Regions from separate parts of the Homo sapiens genome. Here region 1 is linked to region 2. A link is a contact called in ENCODE Hi-C or POLR2A ChIA-PET data. All regions are on one chromosome and are shown on one strand. The core of a region is the stretch at or near the end of the contact, and the rest is flanking DNA. Distances in the headings are between cores, read along the strand shown.

What was found. A loop is a pair of places that touch in the nucleus more often than their neighbours do. ChIA-PET counts read pairs that join two places held with the same protein, here RNA polymerase II (POLR2A).
Region 1: a loop to region 2 is called in a map of PC-9, with 5 times the contacts of the local background. The contact joins two enhancer-like sites. A Hi-C loop is called at or near these places in 2 of 168 maps with a recorded cell type or tissue (PC-3 and PC-9). POLR2A ChIA-PET finds 5 or more read pairs at or near these places in 2 of 52 experiments (MCF 10A and activated T-cell).

Annotation. Positions count from the first base shown.
Region 1 is chr6:128,652,847-128,658,295 of GRCh38, reverse strand. The region is part of intron 1 of LOC105377998 (a long non-coding RNA gene); the gene reads right to left. Among named protein-coding and RNA genes, the nearest start is that of PTPRK, 130 kb to the right of the region's middle. RefSeq lists an enhancer at 1,561-2,760. Within about 2 kb of position 2,100, at least 5 of the 41 ENCODE cell types and tissues checked have a DNase peak (open chromatin) inside an H3K27ac peak, as active enhancers do; they include PC-3 and PC-9, where a contact is called at or near this core.
Region 2 is chr6:128,567,920-128,573,417 of GRCh38, reverse strand. No RefSeq gene overlaps it. Among named protein-coding and RNA genes, the nearest start is that of PTPRK, 50 kb to the right of the region's middle. Within about 2 kb of position 3,542, at least 5 of the 41 ENCODE cell types and tissues checked have a DNase peak (open chromatin) inside an H3K27ac peak, as active enhancers do; they include PC-3 and PC-9, where a contact is called at or near this core.

The DNA.
Region 1 (5,449 bases), core at 851-3,350, 86 kb before region 2:
GAAAATATATGCAAAGATACTTTATTTCACTTTCTTAAAGAATCATTCCTTGTCACCCAGACCTGGTCAAGTTCCTTCAGCTTAAACTTTAATGGTTCTCCTTAACAGTACTCATTACAGTAATAATGAATGAATAAATGTATACTTAATTATTTAATACCTTCCTTCTCCATCCCACAAGAATGTGAGCTCCATAATGGAAGGGCTGTGTTTGCCTTGGTTTCTGCTGTATATGCCGGTTTTGTCCAGTACCCTATGCCTATATAGCTTCTAAATGAAAAAAATAAAGGATTAACTAAACTTATTAATCATGAGACTCTTTCTAGATTGATTCTGTATGGATTATCTAGTTTAACTAAGTGTTATTTCCAGTCTTCTCTTATTACTCTTCCATTTTGTGTCTGCCCCTTCTCCAGGCTAGGTATTGATACTTAACCAGTCTCTCCCACGGTTTTCTAACCTAGCTCAAGCTTAATTTCTTTTGTCTTAGAAATTATAAGATCTGGTAGTAATATACAAAACTAGCTTCTGCCTTGACCTCAGCCTCTTTCTTTTGTGAACTGCCTTCATATGCTGCCCAGAAGGTGGTATATAATTTATCTAGTTCCTACTCTTAGGGTGAATGTTGGATACTCCATCTGACAGCTTACACCAAACTTATTACAAAAAAGGGAAAAAACTTGAATTCTTTATTAGTTAAAACTCCTGAATTAGAAGTACTATAAACTAAATTTAGCTAAAGTAAGTGAAAGAGAGAATTTATTATAAAGATATAAGTACATTTTATTAATGACCAAGAACAGAAATGCAGGCTGGTTTTAGAGAAACACTGGAACTAGGAAGCAGAAGACATAAAAATCCCAGGAAATTCCCTTCCTCCTCTCACTTCTGCTTCTTACTGAGCATTAAGTTCATTTATTCACCTCTTTCTCTGAACACCCCAGTGATATCATAACTAAGATATCTCTTCTACAGTGTCCTAAGATTACATCTTATTCATTCAAGTGACTCTCCTTGTTTTCAATTTAAATTTTACAGCCCAGATTTAAAGTCCCAGGAAAATAATGCTAATTAGGCCATCTTGATTCAGATGGTCACTGGATTAAAATAAACCATCATCAAAGAGGAAGAATCAGATTGTGCCAACAGGGCTATTATGGACCCACCCCCATGCTGCTATGGATTAGCCAAGTGATGAGAGGAGTAGTCAGGAAGGAGAAAAATATGAGAGACGGAACAACACTCTAATATGTCTACAAAAATAAAATATATATTCAAAAATCTACCAGAAAATGGAATTTAATGCTTTTCAGGTCTCTAGATTAAATATTAATTCATTCGTATACATTAAAGAGAAGAAACAATAAATGTAAAGATTTTATACTTTTTACTATATTAGAATTTTAATTCTGTTCCAGCCTGGGCAACATAGCAAGATTCCACTGCTACAAAATAATTTTTTTAATTAGCCAGTCATAGTGCATGTATGGAGTCCCAGGAGTTTGATGTTACAAAGCTATGATTGAGCCACTGCACTCCACCCTGGGCAAAAGAGCAAGACCCTGTCTGCCACTGCCTCCCCTCACCGACCAATCCACCACAAAAAAAATTATTTTAATTCTATGGACAATGAAATAGAACCAAAATAAGGGCAAGGTCAAACTAGAAGATATTAACAAATAAATAATACCCAAAAATCTAGATTATAAAGGAGCTCATACAAATAAGATAGATGGTCCTAGCAAAGATTTTTTTTTAAATAGGAATATGTTCAAAAATTCTTAATTCACAGTAATTATAGTCACAACATTTACAATGAAATTGATCTTTGAGATAAAACTGGTAAAAATCAACACAAAATTACTGAATTACTCATATATAAGAATGACTCATAGGACTATCAGTATTTGTGAATAAAGAGTTTTGGAAACCCCAAGTGAGATGACTAATTAGCAAAGATTGTAATGTCACTGGGACTGAGAGAGCTACAAACTTACCACAAAAGAAAGAGGGTTTATCAAGCAGGGGTATGTTGGCATGCAACAAAAGGAAACGGAGACCAAGAGGGCTAGATTCACAGGGAATCTCCACCATTGTCCTGGAGAGAGGATGTCTAGTCAGCTGACATGAGCTTCCTTGCCTATGTGAGAGATATGTCTGACAATGAGGAAATGATGCCTTAAAATTGATTGACATCACCACAAAACATTTCATTTCCCTGGCTAACACCACTCAGGAGCCAGTATACTCTAATCCCTGACAAACTGCTCAGGTCTCTTTGGAGAAAGCTACATTTTGCTGGTCAGAGTACCAGAGGGGAAAGTTACACAGAGATTCAGAAATCTTCACAGGATCTCCCTTCCCTCAAGGCTTTGGCTGAGTATTAATCAGGGTATTTCTGTGAGGAAACTCTCTGAGGATGGAAAAAGAACAACCCAAAAGGATTAGAGGAGAAAATTTACAGAGTTTTCACAGGGCCAAGAATAGTTTCTCTACCCACTAGTCAGAGTGGAAAATGGGGCATTGAGTAGTATATGCATAATGGCTTTTCTTCAGTAGCGTGACAAAATTAGCTGCTCTAATCCCACCTAACAAAGATTAAATTCAAGACCTGAAAGAACCCATCTGTTTCCGAGTAACTTAACTATGTCCCAGAACAAAGCTCAACAACATTTATAGTAATACAAAAATATCCATCACTCAATGAGGTAAATTTCACAAAGTCTGCCATACAAACATAAAAAAGCAGGAAAATAAGACTCATAACGAAGAGAAAAAATTAAATCAAAACTGACCCAGAAATTATGAAGATGATAGAACATATAAACAAAGACATTAAAACAGTTATTACAACTCTATCCAGGTGTTCAAGAACCAATAGGTCCCAGATATCTATGTTAGTTTTCTGCCTTAATGATGTGTCTAACACTGTCAGTAAGGTGTTAAGTCTCCCACAATTATTGTGTGGTTATCTAAGTCTCTTTATAGGTCTCTAAGAATTTGTTTTATGTGGCCCAATGTTGGCTGCCTAAATATTTAGGATAGTTAAGTTAAGTTAGGATAGTTAAGTTAAGTTAGGATAGTTAAGCTTAATAGAGGAAATATTAAGCATTTTAAATAGAAACATGGATGATATGAAGAAGACCTAACTCAAACCAGAGATAAAAATAGCAAAGTAAAAATAAGCTTTAATGCTTAATTCAAATCATACATAAAAATTAACTTAAATCATAGCCCTAAGTGTGAAAGTTAAAACTGTAAAACTTCTAGAATAAAATATAGTAGAAAATATTTGTGACCTTGCTATACTGTTTATATTGTTTTTTGTGTTATTTTTACATACTATGTAGAAAGCATGAACGTAAAAGAAAAACTGATGCTTGTACTCCATCAAGATTAAAAATGACTGCCCTTTGAAAGACACTTTGACAAAAATAAAAAGGCAAGATAAAGTCTGGGAGTAAACATTTACAGTACAAATTTCTGACAAAGGATTAGTTTCCAGAATATATAAAGACCTCTTACAACTAAATAATAAGAAAAACAATCAAATTTTAAATGGACAGAGAGTTGAACTGATGCATCACATAGAAAGATATATAAATTGCTAATGGGCATATGAAACATCATTAATCAACAGAAAAATCAAAATTAAGTCCACCAAATGCCCGTTAGAAATTGCTAAAGTTAAAAGTCTGACAATACAAAATACTGGCAAAAATGTGGAGCAATTAGAACTCTACTATAATGTTGGTGGGAATAATCAACCATCATTTGGAAAACATTTTGTGAGTCCCTTGTAAAGCGAAACATGAACAGAACATTCAAACCAGTCATTTAATTCTTATTTACCCAAGAAAATTAGTAATACTTGTTTACAGAAAGAAGAAGACATTTATGCAGCCAAAAACACATGAAAAAAATGCTCACCATCACTGGCCATCAGAGAAATGCAAATCAAAACCACAATGAGATATCATCTCACACCAGTTAGAATGGCAATCATTAAAAAGTCAGGAAACAACAGGTGCTGGAGAGGATGTGGAGAAATAGGAACACTTTTACACTGTTGGTGGGACTGTAAACTAGTTCAACTATTGTGGAAGTCAGTGTGGCGATTCCTGAGGGATCTAGAACTAGAAATACCATTTGACCCACCCATCCCATTACTGGGTATATACCCAAAGGACTATAAATCATGCTGCTATAAAGACACATGCACACATATGTTTATTGCGGTACTATTCACAATAGCAAAGACTTGGAACCAACCCAAATGTCCAACAATGATAGACCGGATTAAGAAAATGTGGCACATATACACCATGGAATACTATGCAGCCATAAAAAATGATGAGTTCATGTCCTTTGTAGGGACATGGATGAAATTGGAAATCATCATTCTCAGTAAACTATCGCAAGAACAAAAAACCAAACACCACATATTCTCACTCACAGGTGGGAATTGAACAATGAGAACACATGGACACAGGAAGGGGAACATCACACTCTGGGGACTGTTGTGGGGTTGGGGGAGGGGAGGGATAGCGTTGGGAGATATACCAAATGCTAGATGACGAGTTAGTCGGTGTAGCGCACCAGCATGGCACATGTATACATATGTAACTAACCTGCACATTGTGCACATGTACCCTAAAACTTAAAGTATAAATAATAAAAAAAAAGATTTAAAAAAAAAGAACTTGTACAAGTATATCCAACACAGTGATGGGTAAACAAATTGTGATATATTCAAACAATGGGATACTACTCAGCAGTGAAACAGAACCAACTACTGATATACGCAACAGCATGGATGAATCTCAGAATCTTTATATAGTGAAATAAAACCAGGCATAAAAGACTATACACTGTATGATTCCACTTATGTAAAAATCCAGAATAGGCAAAACCAATCTATAGTGATAAAAATCAGATCAGTGTTTGTTTGGGGCAGGAATAAGTGCAGGTACTGACTGCAAAAAGGCACTGGGTAATTTTTGAATGAAGGAAATATTCTATATATTCGGTTTCGTGAAGGTCATACAGGGAGAACATTTGCCAAAGCTCATCAAATTCTGCACTTAAAATGAATGCATTTTGGTATGTAAATTAAATCTCAATAACATTGATTTAATTTTTTAAAGAGTGTATAGCAGCATTCCATTATCAAACTGAAGTGGCGTATGTGCAACTGAGCTCAATTAGTCCTGAAAGCACAGGTGTGTTGTGCTATAGAGAAAAATTCAGCAAGCTCACATAAGTTTGGCATAAGTTGCCCTTCACACCAGCCAGAGTAGAAACATGAGATATGGGGTAGAATTTGAACTGATGGCAAAATTTGAACTTTTGGCATCAAAAGCTTGCATTGACAACTATACCACACACCACATTTGGGACCTCAGGGGGAGTTCATCATCAAGTGACTGAGGTAAAACAAATCAGTCCT
Region 2 (5,498 bases), core at 2,293-4,792:
GAGAAGTAATTTACTCTGTCTAAACCCAAGTTCTGCATCTGCACAGTACAAAAAAACAATAATAACGCCTATCCTATGTATCTTAAAAGTTACTGTGAAATTCCAATGAGAATGTATTCTCTAAAAGAGCATTGTCAACTGTAAAATCTTATAAAACCTTTAATGAATAGGCATTCTTGTTATTATGAAATACACTTTGAAAAAGCCCTGGGGCCGGGCACGGTGGCTCACGCCTGTAATCCCAGCATTTTCGGAGGCCAAGGCAGGCGGATCGCCTGAGGTCAGGAATTCAAGACCAGCCTGACCAACATGGTGAAACCATGTCTCTACTAAAAATACAAAAGTTAGCTGCGCATGGTGGCAGGCACCTGTAATCCCAGCTACTCAGGAGGCTGAGGCAGGAGAATCACTTGAACCTGGAAGGTGGAGGTTGCAGTGAGCCAAGATGGTGCCATTGCACTCCAGCCTGGGCAACAAGAGCAAAACTCCATCAAAAAAAAAAAAAGAGAGAAACAAAGAAAAACAAAGAAAGAAAGAAAGAAAGGAAAAGAAGGAAACGAGAAAGAGAGAAAGAGAAAGAGAAAAAGAACCCTCCCAATTACACGAACACAAATTCTTGATAGTGAGAGAGACACTTCAGTTACATGTACTGTATTGTAAACTCTGTGAAGTTAGGGATTCTGACTTTTGCTTAATGATGCACCTTCAACTCTTAGAACAATGTCTGATACATAGCAGGTGTTCAATAAATATTTGTTCAATAAATGATAGTGTAAATATATAGAAAATATATTGAAGTTGATATGTTAATAGTGACAGGTTGGAAAAAGAGATAATGATCTGAATGTTATTGAGAAATCAAATGACAAGGAGAGAAAGGAATTTTTCTGGAGGGTAAGAAAATAATTTGAGAGAAGGCTGTGGATTTTTATTCCATGATTTACATTGGGAAAGAATAGCCACATTACACTTCCCTAGGGGCCAAGCAATACATTGGTTTTCTTCCACATATGTGAGAAAGGAAACTATCCAATAAAAATAAACTAGAAGCAAGCATTCAGCAAATGAGATCATTTCAATAAAGAATATGTGATGCACTTGCTCGTGTTGCTACCCACTGGCCCTATACCCTACATCTTCCTCTGCCTGAACACCTAAAGTTCACTTAAGTAATCATTGTTCATACTGATGATTGAGTTCTCAAAGAAAAGGTAAATTATATTCAGTTTTTTCCTCACTAATACAGAAAAGCATGGCATAAAATGTTTTCTAAATACTCTCTACAAAAAAGAATCATTTCTTTTTTTTTCTGTTCTTTTTTTTTTTTTTTTTAAAGATTGGGCCTTGCTCTGTCACCCAGGCTGGATTGCAGTGGCATGATCATAGCTTACCACAGCCTCCAATTCCGAGGCTAGAGCAATCCTCCTGCCTCAGTTTCCTGAGTACCTGGGACTACAGGAATGGGCCACTGTGCCTGGGTACTTTTTATTTTTATTCTTTTATTTTTGTAGACACGAGGTCTCACTTTGTTGCCCAGGCTGGTCCCAAATTCCTGGGCTCAAGCGATCCTTGCATCTCAGCCTCCCAAAGTGCTGAGATTACAGGCACGAGCCACTATGCCCAGCCAAATCATTACTTTTTAAAATTGTGACATTTACATCTCCTTTCTTTCAAACATTTTAATTAAGCATCTATTATGTGTTAGGAAATGTATATAATTCAAAGAAGAAATAAATATGTTCCATACTGTAATGGATTTTCAGTGAGAAAGATTAAACCTCTTTTTCAAAATTATTTTATCCAGTTCATCTGTATTTCTAGACCACCAATAATTGTATATCAGGTTCACTTCCTGTAAAACTAAAAACAACTAAGTTGTGTTCATGAATTCTTTTCCAGCAGCTTCCAATGTATATTTTAACCAAAATATTATAATTTTTCATTTACTTTTCTTTTTCCCCAACAACTACACTGTTAGTTTATTAGAAAATAAATGTATGCTTTGTTTGACTTTGTTTCTCAAATATGTAGCATGGGTTCTGGTTATAGACATTAAATAAATGTGGAAGAAAGGAAGGAAGTGATGAGGGAAGGGAGTAAGAAAGGAAGAAAAGAAATAAGAGAGCAATGAAGCGGGGCAAGAAGGGAGGGAGGGAGGGAGGGAGACCAAATCCATGCAAATGTATGTCACAGTCTACCCAAAATGACCGCATTAACTGAACCTGGAGAATTTTTAATACAACTAAATATACTGATGGCAAACTTCACTAGAGATGTAAGAGCATATAAAAGGAAAAGAAACAAGGCAATAGGGGATAAGTTTTGAACCGGGAATTGGATCATGTCTATCTCTATGCCCAAGTTAACTTCATGTATTTTCTATGTCACAGCCTACTGAGCTGGACAGAGTCTACGTTCCTAACACAAGTCACAGCTAGGAGAACTCAGATTTCCATTGCCAAACCAAAGCAGAACCCTGTGGTTGTTACCTCAGAAGCGTAAGCCGGAGGTGGGACAGCACTAAATCATCCTCTCTTTGTGTTTACCTTTTGGCCTGAACTATCTGGATAACTGGCTTAGCCTTTCATTTTGCCTAGAATGTGAAGACCTGGTAGGACTGTAAATAGAAATGTGCCCAGTCTTAACCCACAGGGCCAATCTCTTTATTATAACTCACCCCCACACTCTAAATAAACAATAAACCACTAGATAATGGCTGGGAAAAGTTCTGCCAAAATTACACACCTGCTGCTTCCAGACTTGAGAAACAGAAACTCAAAAGTGATTTACAGGAAAACAAAAGCACAAATAAAAAAAATGTAGCCTGTTGCAGTCCTACAGAGCAGGTTTTACTGGTGTCACTGCAATCTTAGTACTACATTATGTTAGTGCTCTGAGGTTCTGAGCCAAGGGCATGCCCCTCTGGAACGGGGGTGACTTCTCTCCACCGTCCTGTCCCAAGGGAGCATTTCACATTAGTATCTGTTAGGACAGCTGGAAAGATATTATTTTACCAAAAGAAACTTTCGTTATTAAAAGTTATGATTGTGCCTTCAGTACAGCTCGGCATGTGGTGTGTCAGCTTTGCTGTGCATTATTTTCCTATTACTATTCCAGGAAACCTCTCTATCAGGTGACTGCCTGCAGGGTAGGAAAAAAAAAGTCTAAAAGGAGCATTATAACTTATAGCCCAGAAGATTAAAATAAGAAGAGGAAGAAAACATTAAAAAAAGAAAACAGCAAGAAAAACCTGAGATCCCATGTCTCTCTGTCCCTTAGGAAAGTGTAATGTCTACCTGATTGTGTGGCTTAGTTCACATATGCAACACTTATTTTAAAGCCCACAAGAAAAGAAATTGCTGCACCCAAAGAAAATTTAAATGTACTTAAAATGTGGATGGCTATTGCCAAATTACACTCCAAAAAATGCTTTACTTTTATGACCCCTTCAGTCTTCACCAAACTGCGTGTGAGTCATCCTCTGCACTGGCTGGTGTGCATCTCTGGAATGCTCTTTCTGCCCCCACCAGCCTTTCCAGGCCACACCCTTTGTCTTCCTAAAGACTTAGCTTAAATGGTCATTACTCAGAGAGACCTTTCTTGAACTTTCTGCTTGAAATACCTTTCTGCCCTCCTGGGGATCCCTATGTGATTTCTTCATCAAAATTATTACATATTGTAACTACTTAATTTTATTTCCTTGGTTCCCTCTATTTCCTTCAGTAAAATTTAACCTCCCAGGAGAAAGGTACCTTCTGTCTTTTTAATCATTGCTTTTTCAATACCTAACTCACTGCTTGGCACATATTAAGTAACTGAATTGTTTTGTTGAATGAATGAACGATACACACTGGTGTTAAACAGAATAGAGTTCATTTATGGGCCCTGCCATTTATATTAGTCCATTTTCACATTGCTGATAAAGGCATACCCGAGACAGGGTAATTTATAAAGAAAAAGAGGCTTAATGGATGCACAGTTCCACATGGCTGGAAAGACCTCACAATCATGGCCAAAGGTGAAAGGCACATCTTACATGGCAGCAGACAAGAGAGAAAATGAGAGCCAAGCAAAAGAGGAAAACCCCTATAAAACAATCAGGTCTCCTAAGACTTATTCACTACCACAAGAACAGTATAGGGGAAACCACCCCCAGGATCTAATTATCTCCTACCAGGTCCCTCCTACAACACGTGGAATTATGGGAGCTACAATTCAAGATGAGATTTGGGTGGGGACACAGCAAAATGATATCACCCTTTGTTTACTGCATTATCTCGAGAGAGTTATCTACATCCCTCAATTATTTTGCGTTCTTTCATTTGTAAAGTAATAGTATTTCTAACCACATAGAGATTCTGTGAGCATTAGATGAAATAATGTTAAAAAGCATCATGTCTAACAAAAAAGAATTGACAATGGCGATCTATGATTATTATTGCCTGAACCAGGAAGAGGGCAGGAGGATGAAGTGCATTAGTGAATTCATCTAGGCTCTTGCTGGGACTTGTATATGAGAAGTGAGGCAACTTGAGTTGTTGATTGCCGGTTTCTTGGAAGCAGAAGACCACCACCTACCCAGCCATGATTTGCCTATAGAAAGAAGAAGTTGCTAAGGATACTTCTCCCTGAAGATATTTAAGGGATAAGATTTCCACAAATTATCTTATTTAAGTATTTCTGGATCCTGTAGTGTCTTCTTTCTGTGGCATGTCCCTACAAGGAAGCAACTGTAAAACAGTCATGAAAGGAATAGGAATTTGTGCCCAACCCCACCCTACCACCACCTTTCCTCCCATCACTACATAGCTAGAGAAGCCTAAAGGTTGGGAGAAAGATTCTGAAGCAGAGTAATGAGTTGCTCTATTGTCTTTAGGAAGGGAGCCAAGAAATCTGATGGAGGCTCGCATTTGACTTGTAACTCAGGGATATAATTACTCCATTGGAAAATGTAAAGAATTAAAAAAAAAATTAAGGCCAGGCGTGGTGGCTCACGCCTGTAATCCCAGCACTTTCGGAGGCCAAGGCAGGTGGATCACGAAGTCAGGAGATCGAGACCATGGTAACACGGTGAAACCCCCTCTCTACTAAAAGTACAAAAAATTAGCTGGGAGTGGTGGCCGGCGCCTGTAGTCCCAGCTGCTTGGGAGGCTGAGGCAGGAGAATGGCGTGAACCCGGGAGGCGGAGCTTGCAGTGAGCCGAGATCGTGCCACTGCACTCCAGCCTGGGCGTTAGAGAGAGACTCCGTCTCACCAAGAAGAAAAAAAAAAATTTAAACCTAAAACTTTCTTTTTTTTTTTTTTGAGAAAGAGTCTCCCCCTGTCACCCAGGTTGGAGCGTAGTGGTGTGATTTCGGCTCACTGCAGCCTCCACCTCCTGTGCTCAAGTGATTCTCCTGCCTCAGCCTCCCTTCAAGTAGCTGGGACTACAGGCACATGCCACCACACCCGGCTAATTTTTGTATTTTTAGTAGAGGCGGGGTTTCATCATGTTGGCC